Regions from separate parts of the Homo sapiens genome. Here region 1 is linked to region 2. Evidence: chromatin contacts called from ENCODE Hi-C data. All regions are on one chromosome and are shown on one strand. The core of a region is the stretch at or near the end of the contact, and the rest is flanking DNA. Distances in the headings are between cores, read along the strand shown. Region 1 overlaps LINC01852 (long intergenic non-protein coding RNA 1852). Region 2 holds the start of DPH6-DT (DPH6 divergent transcript).

Region 1 (3,134 bases), core at 388-2,887, 2.5 Mb before region 2:
TGCATGATGGACATCATTGTTTCTTATACGTTGCTCTAAATGTGTCCCCATGGTTCTTGTTATTTTGGGCCTGGTTTAGACTTCTATTTGGTTGTTTTCCTCTGAGGTCTGGAATACACGAATATGTTTTCCACTCAGAAAATCCAATACACTTTTGCATCCCAATCAGGAAGTTGATAAACATGAGATAGTAGAGTACTTGCTACCTTAAATATACCTCCACATGTCTGCAGGAAATACCATTCAAGTAATGCCTAGGTAAGCAAATGCCTGCTCCTGTCTTTTTCCCTCACTCTTACACCACACACACACACACACACACACACACACTGATCAGATGGTGAGTAATATAAAGTCTGTTTAAAGATGGGACCTCCATAATTCCTTGTTTGTGTCAGGGGCAATATGCGAAACACACGGCTGCCCACAACATTGTTTCTTGTCCTGTGGGTCCGTTTGGCTTTTTGTCTTGATGTGGGCATCAACCCTGAGAGTGGAGACTGTTTTTCAGACTGTCCCATTCGTGTCTATTTAACCAGGTGAGTACAACCCACTTAAAAATCTCACATGTGAGGTGATTCCAGGATAGAACAAAAGTTGTACAACAGTAACAGTTGTGGTTTCCCTCCCTTTACAGAACTAGTGAGTTTTCATCAAATCATTGGGTATTTCTGTTTCTTTCTGATTTACAATATGCTTTTGTAGAGCACCTTTATCCTCATTTCAGATTGGTCATTACTAGGCAGTGACTTGAGTCGATCTACCTGACACTAGCAAATAATCAATGATTCAGAAGGGATTAGTGAAAGCAAGGATCAAAGGTTCTTGTCTGATTACCTCCATAAAGTCAAAAATCTCAAGTGATCATGTTTTATAAATTTTGATTAACTTGTTTTTTTAAAAAGACTATACCTATTTATCTGGAAATACAATTCATTAGCACCTTTTATCTTAAAAACCTAGAACTCCACATGCTTGAGAATTGTGGATGAGGATGAAGTTTGCAGAGACAGGTCCCAGAAGAGAAAAAAACAAGGATGGTCATTCCGTACTGCCAATTAAGAAATAACCTCAGAGAGGTAAAGTGGCTTGTCTGTTGTCACAAACGGTGGAATTAGAGTTGGATCTCTATTCTCCTGATTTCCAAGACTGTCCTCAAGGCCTCTAGTGCTTTAATGCCAAGGAAGCCTGCTATTTAGATAGAGACCAGACTCTGCATCCCAAGGGACATAAGAAAGCTGCCTCGTCTGATTTGATAAGATTGAGATAGCCATATTGCATACTGCTTTTCCATTTTTGGAAGGTATACATTATTAGCTCAACTTCCCTTTTCTTCTGCCTTATTTGTCCAGAAGCCAGAAACGTGAAGAGAAGACCTCGCCTTGATTTGCCAGATGACCCCTGGCCTTTTTAGTCAAGTTCCTGGAGAAGTTAGGGTGGAGACTTATTTGTCCTGTGTTTGGGGCAATAAAAGGGGAGGGGCCGCCTCCTCCAGCCTGTTCTAAAAAGCCAAAAAGCAAGGCTATTTACTCAGACCTGGGCTACTAAGTGCTGGGGTGGCCCATGTTGACTTAAATGAGCCCTTGCAGTTAGGTGGGGCTCTCTGGAGCTGTTAGTCATGTGAGGTTGCCAGGGCAACTTAATGTCTTATGAGTTGGAATGCTTCAAGAAGTACAAAGAGGAGACTGCAAGAGTGCATTACAACTTACAGTCATATGTTCAATAACATGTCATCTTTCCTAATGGGGCTTTTATTTTTATTTTATTTTGTGGGATTGAAAGATCAGAAGCCGGAAATTATCTGGAGAGGATAAAGAAAAGGAAAAATTAAAGGAGGGGGCTATTTCTGTTCCTTATGTGGGCAGCGATTAAACAAGGAGAACATCTGGTCCTGGAGCGGGTCTCTGCAGCACTGCTTTTAATTACCCCGTCATTTGGTCTCATGCTAAATTAGTGACTGTGGGAGCAGCTTAGATCTCCAAACTGACAGCCCCGAAGAGCTCAACTCAGCCTGCCACATAGTCAGAGGGGAAACACGGAGCTTCCGGTTTCATATTTAAACCAGGGATTGACTCATAATTGTAGCTGTCAGGAGGGTGATGGAGACATTATGTAATCTGGTTCTTATGGCGATGTGTGTTTAAGGTTTCTGCTCTGTAAATTCCAGAGGAAATTTTGTGTCCATTGAGGGAGAGCTTGCTGGCTGCTCTGTGGTGTGCCCTGCAGGGTAATTACAGTGCTATTAAAGGTTCCTAAATCTGCCTGAATCCAAACATGAATGAATTTCCCCCTGAAAGGCCCTCCTGTTTTTCCATAGACTTTTAAATGTGGATGAGGTTAGGCGAAATCTGGCAAACTGCAAAGAGGCAGTATGCTGGCCCAATAGGGAAATGTAATAATGGCAAGCCATTCAGGTCCACAACTATTTTTTTTCTGGACCACATAGCTTCCCTTACTATTTCCCATCATTTCCAGTCTCAGAGATTCTGAAAGCGGACACCAGTTGCTTCTGGAAACAAAGGATGAAGCTGTGGATCATTAGTTCCATTTTCATGCTGCTTGTTACTTGCCTCTCAGAGGTTTCAGCACCTCTGTGGACTGGTGTAAGTTTGCAGGGCAGCCAGGGAAGGCTTGAGGCAGATCCAGTGTTTGCTGCCATCAAAAAAAAAAAAAAAAAAGAAAAAAAAAAAAAGAAAAAGAAAGTCAGATGAGGCTGTTTAATTTTAAACTAAAAAGAATGTGCTTTTAACTATTTTGCTTCAGGGAGACTTGTGGTATGATGTGATTGTTCTCTGTACCCAAGTAATATAAGTTTTGGCTGCATGATAAGAAGGATTCATTCATAGAGAATAGTGCTGATATTAGAAGAATAACAGTAAAGACAAAATAGAATTTTAAAGGGTGAATGGGAGTTATGGTGGTGGAGTGATGAGGACTGAAACCCTCAGACACCCCCTGATTGCTGATCTGGCTGACCCAGAGTTCTTGCATCTGTTTCTGTACTTTTCCTCTCTTTCTTAAAAAATCCCCAGTCCACCAGTACTTGGAGTGCTATACTTGGCCTTTTCATGACATCGCAGAAGACAATGGAATATAAAAAGTAGTTTTAGTCAAAATTAATAGCTACATGTGTA
Region 2 (3,113 bases), core at 607-3,106:
CCTATGCAAATCTGACACCGCCTCTTCCAGTCTCCTCATATAACTGCCTGTTAACCCCAGCACTGGGGGTTTCCTCTCTAGGCTTTGGAGCCCACTTCCATGTGTCTCTACAGGGGAGCTTCTTCCTTTCTTCACCCTTCTTTCTTGCCTATTAAATTCTCCACCCCTTAAAACCACTCCATGTGTGTCTGTGTCATTTTACCCAATTCGGCATGAGACGAGAGCCCTGGTGCTTCTTCCACTCATTGGAGCTGTATCATTTTAAGTGTGTTTCACGTATTTATCTCCTCCAATTAGACTGCAAACTTCTTAAATACTTGACTCATTTGGTAAATATTCATAACTGCAAAATCTTAAAGCTGTATGATTCTAGACGCTAAAACTGATATGTAGACTGTCACTGCTCTAGTCACCCCTACTATTAGAGTTGAGAATGTCAAAATAAAATTGAATGCTTACTATGTACCTGGCATAATTTTAAGTTCCCTACATATATTAACTTACTTAATTCATGCCTTTGGCATCATCCCTCATGACTTTCTTTCTCTTGTATCCCATATCGAATTTGATTCTATTGGCTCTATCTTCAAAATAGAGCTGGAATCCTCTTACTTCTCACCAAATTCACCATGTTGATTCTAGGCTCCGCCATCTCTCTACTGGAACACTGTAACAGCTTCCTAATAGGTGGATTCTCAACACTGCAATCCTTTTAAAATTTTAAGTCACACCCTTCAAAAGTCTGCAATTACCTACAAGACCCTATATAATCCTTCCCCTCCATCACCTTAACCTGCTCTCCACTACTCTCTGCTTTGCTCAATCTGCTCCAGCAACACGGATCTGCCTTAATCTTCCACAAACACACAACGCACCTAGAGCCTTCGATTTTTTTTTCTTGTCTGGAGCACACCCCAATCATACACATAGCGAACTCTCCTTATTTAAATTGGCTCAACTCTCATCTTACCAATAAGGCCTACATAGACACGATTTAATTCTGCAATTTGCCTCTCCACCTCTCTCCTGACTCTCCCCCACCGCACCCCGCCCCTTTCCAATAGCACTTTTCACTCTTCAACAGACTATTTACCTTTAAGATATGTATTGTCTGTTCTCTCCATCCCCATTTAAGCTCTATGCCCGGAATGCCGGGTTTTTGTTTTATTTACGGTTGTATCCACAGAGTCTAAAACAGTGCCTGGTACACGAAAGGCACTCAATACATACTTGGCAAATAAACTTAGAAGCTAGATTTTCTTTCTGCAAGGCCATTGCTCTTTGGTGAAGAGCCTGGCCTGGCCTTGTCAAATACACAAGCTTGACCAAGAGCCAAAGCCACAGAGGGCCTAGAGGTGGGGGGGGCTAGCCCCAGATTTAAAAATTACCACAGCCCCTGGGGATCTGAGTTTCACATCTGGACACACAGGTTTGGAGGACAGAGGAGATGTAAGTTAAAAAGCAGAAGTGTACAGTTGTTTCTGTTCTGTGGGGTGAGGAAGGACAAATTTCTTCTGCGCTTGCACGTCCGCAACTGTGTCAATTTGCAGCAATTGGGACGCTAAATCCCCTCTTACCAAAACAAATCCTGCGCCACTGGGCTTGGGCTCTGCAACGCGGACCTTGCCCTTCCCCCGGCAGCTTCAGTGCCCTCACTTAGGTGGTTAGGCCGTGCCTAAACCTCATTCTTTCCTGGGCCGAGATGTCCCTGCCACAGGGTCAAGGTGCCAAGGTGCCGCACCCTCCGCGCTCAGGTGTCCCGCAGGCAGCCGCGGGGCTCGCAGCGCCGATCCGCGGACAGGCGGCGGAGCGAACACCCGGGCGAGGCCCCGCGGTGCGTCACGCGAGCTGCGGCGCGACCTCCTGGCTCCCGCCCGCGCTCGCCGCACGCACGCGCACTGCGCCCAGCATGAGGGTCGCGGCTCTGATCAGGTAATGCGGTCCTGGAGCCGCCTCCTTCCTCCTAGGCCAGGCTCTCGTCCCTTCCAGCCGCCGCTAGCGCCGAAAGAGTGGGTGTCTCCGTCTGAGTCGCGCGTTGGGGGTTCCGCGGCTCCTCCGAGCCACAGGAAGAGGCGGAGCCTTCGCTGTTGCCGGCCCGCATGTGCCTCGGCCCCTGGCTGGCGCGCCTCCTCCCTGTCTGTCGCTCTCTGGTCTTCTAGCCCTTAAACTTGGATTCCCATTGGATTCAAGTGGGAAATTAAAAAAAGTACCGACGCCTGGGCCCCACCGCCAGAGGGATTGGTTTAATTACTTCTGTGCGACCCGGCGTCTGATTTTTTTTTTTCAAGCTCTAATGAGCCGTGAAGTTTGGAGCCACTACCTTATTCCATCAACTCAGTTAATAACCCTCGCCCTTTCCCCCTCGCTTTCTTCGTCCTCTTCTGTAGTTCCTTTGGTCAGCTGGGTCCGCCGCAGCCTGGCTTCCTCCCTAGTTGTAAGTGTTTCCGCCCATCCCAAGAAGTCCACCCCTCCCTCATCTTCACAGATGTGGATTGCTTATGGCATGTGTGTGTTTCTGCCTTTGGGCACTCAAGTACAGAGATCTCTCTTCGTGGTAGAGACCGAATTGTACTAGTCTTATGCTAGATCCAGTTGCTGTTGCTTCGGACTCTCATCATTGCTTTAGAGTGACCTTACCCTATACTCCGTATTCCAAAAGGAGTTTGATGTCTGTAGTAACCAAATCATAAATTTAAGTGTCTAAATAAGTCCTGTGACTGACAAACCAAAAACAAACCTGCTTAAATATTTCCATACTCAATCTATAAACTGAGGCAGAAGGGAACACACTAGCAACATTAAAAAGTTAGACTACTTAAATACTTGTTTCATGAGATTTTGCCCTGTAGAGTGTCTTAGATACAGTGCAACGATGTGCTTGCTTTTGTAATCCAATTGAAGATTTCATAAACGTTTTCGTTAAGTCCCTTAGGTAATTGATACTGGCTGTAAGTTTTGACCTATTAAGGACTTGATATGAGATTTCAGACCTACTGTAGTGTCTGGAATATTCCGGTTCCCTTTCCTTCAATGTCATTTTTAGGAGACTAGACCATAATGTCACAATAATTATTGTTGTTCAGTAAATGTCCTCTGTAACATAAATGATTAAG

What was found. Hi-C counts contacts between places; a loop is a spot of excess contacts on that map. Pooled maps may share reads with other maps.
Region 1: a loop to region 2 is called in a pooled map, with 5 times the contacts of the local background. The contact joins the enhancer-like site here to the promoter of DPH6-DT in region 2. A Hi-C loop is called at or near these places in 2 of 50 pooled maps.

Annotation. Positions count from the first base shown.
Region 1 is chr15:38,068,159-38,071,292 of GRCh38, reverse strand. It overlaps LINC01852 (long intergenic non-protein coding RNA 1852), which reads left to right. Exons shown (of 3, transcript NR_147201.1): 3 at 1,353-2,481. Among named protein-coding and RNA genes, the nearest start is that of LINC01852, 3.3 kb to the left of the region's middle. Within about 2 kb of position 1,637, at least 18 of the 41 ENCODE cell types and tissues checked have a DNase peak (open chromatin) inside an H3K27ac peak, as active enhancers do.
Region 2 is chr15:35,544,938-35,548,050 of GRCh38, reverse strand. It overlaps DPH6-DT (DPH6 divergent transcript), which reads right to left and starts at 1,856. Exons shown (of 3, transcript NR_038251.1): 1 at 1,578-1,856. It overlaps DPH6 (diphthamine biosynthesis 6), which reads left to right and starts at 1,886. Exons shown (of 9, transcript NM_080650.4): 1 at 1,886-1,932. The coding sequence starts at 1,910. RefSeq lists silencers at 1,414-1,463, 1,764-1,903 and an enhancer at 1,951-2,885.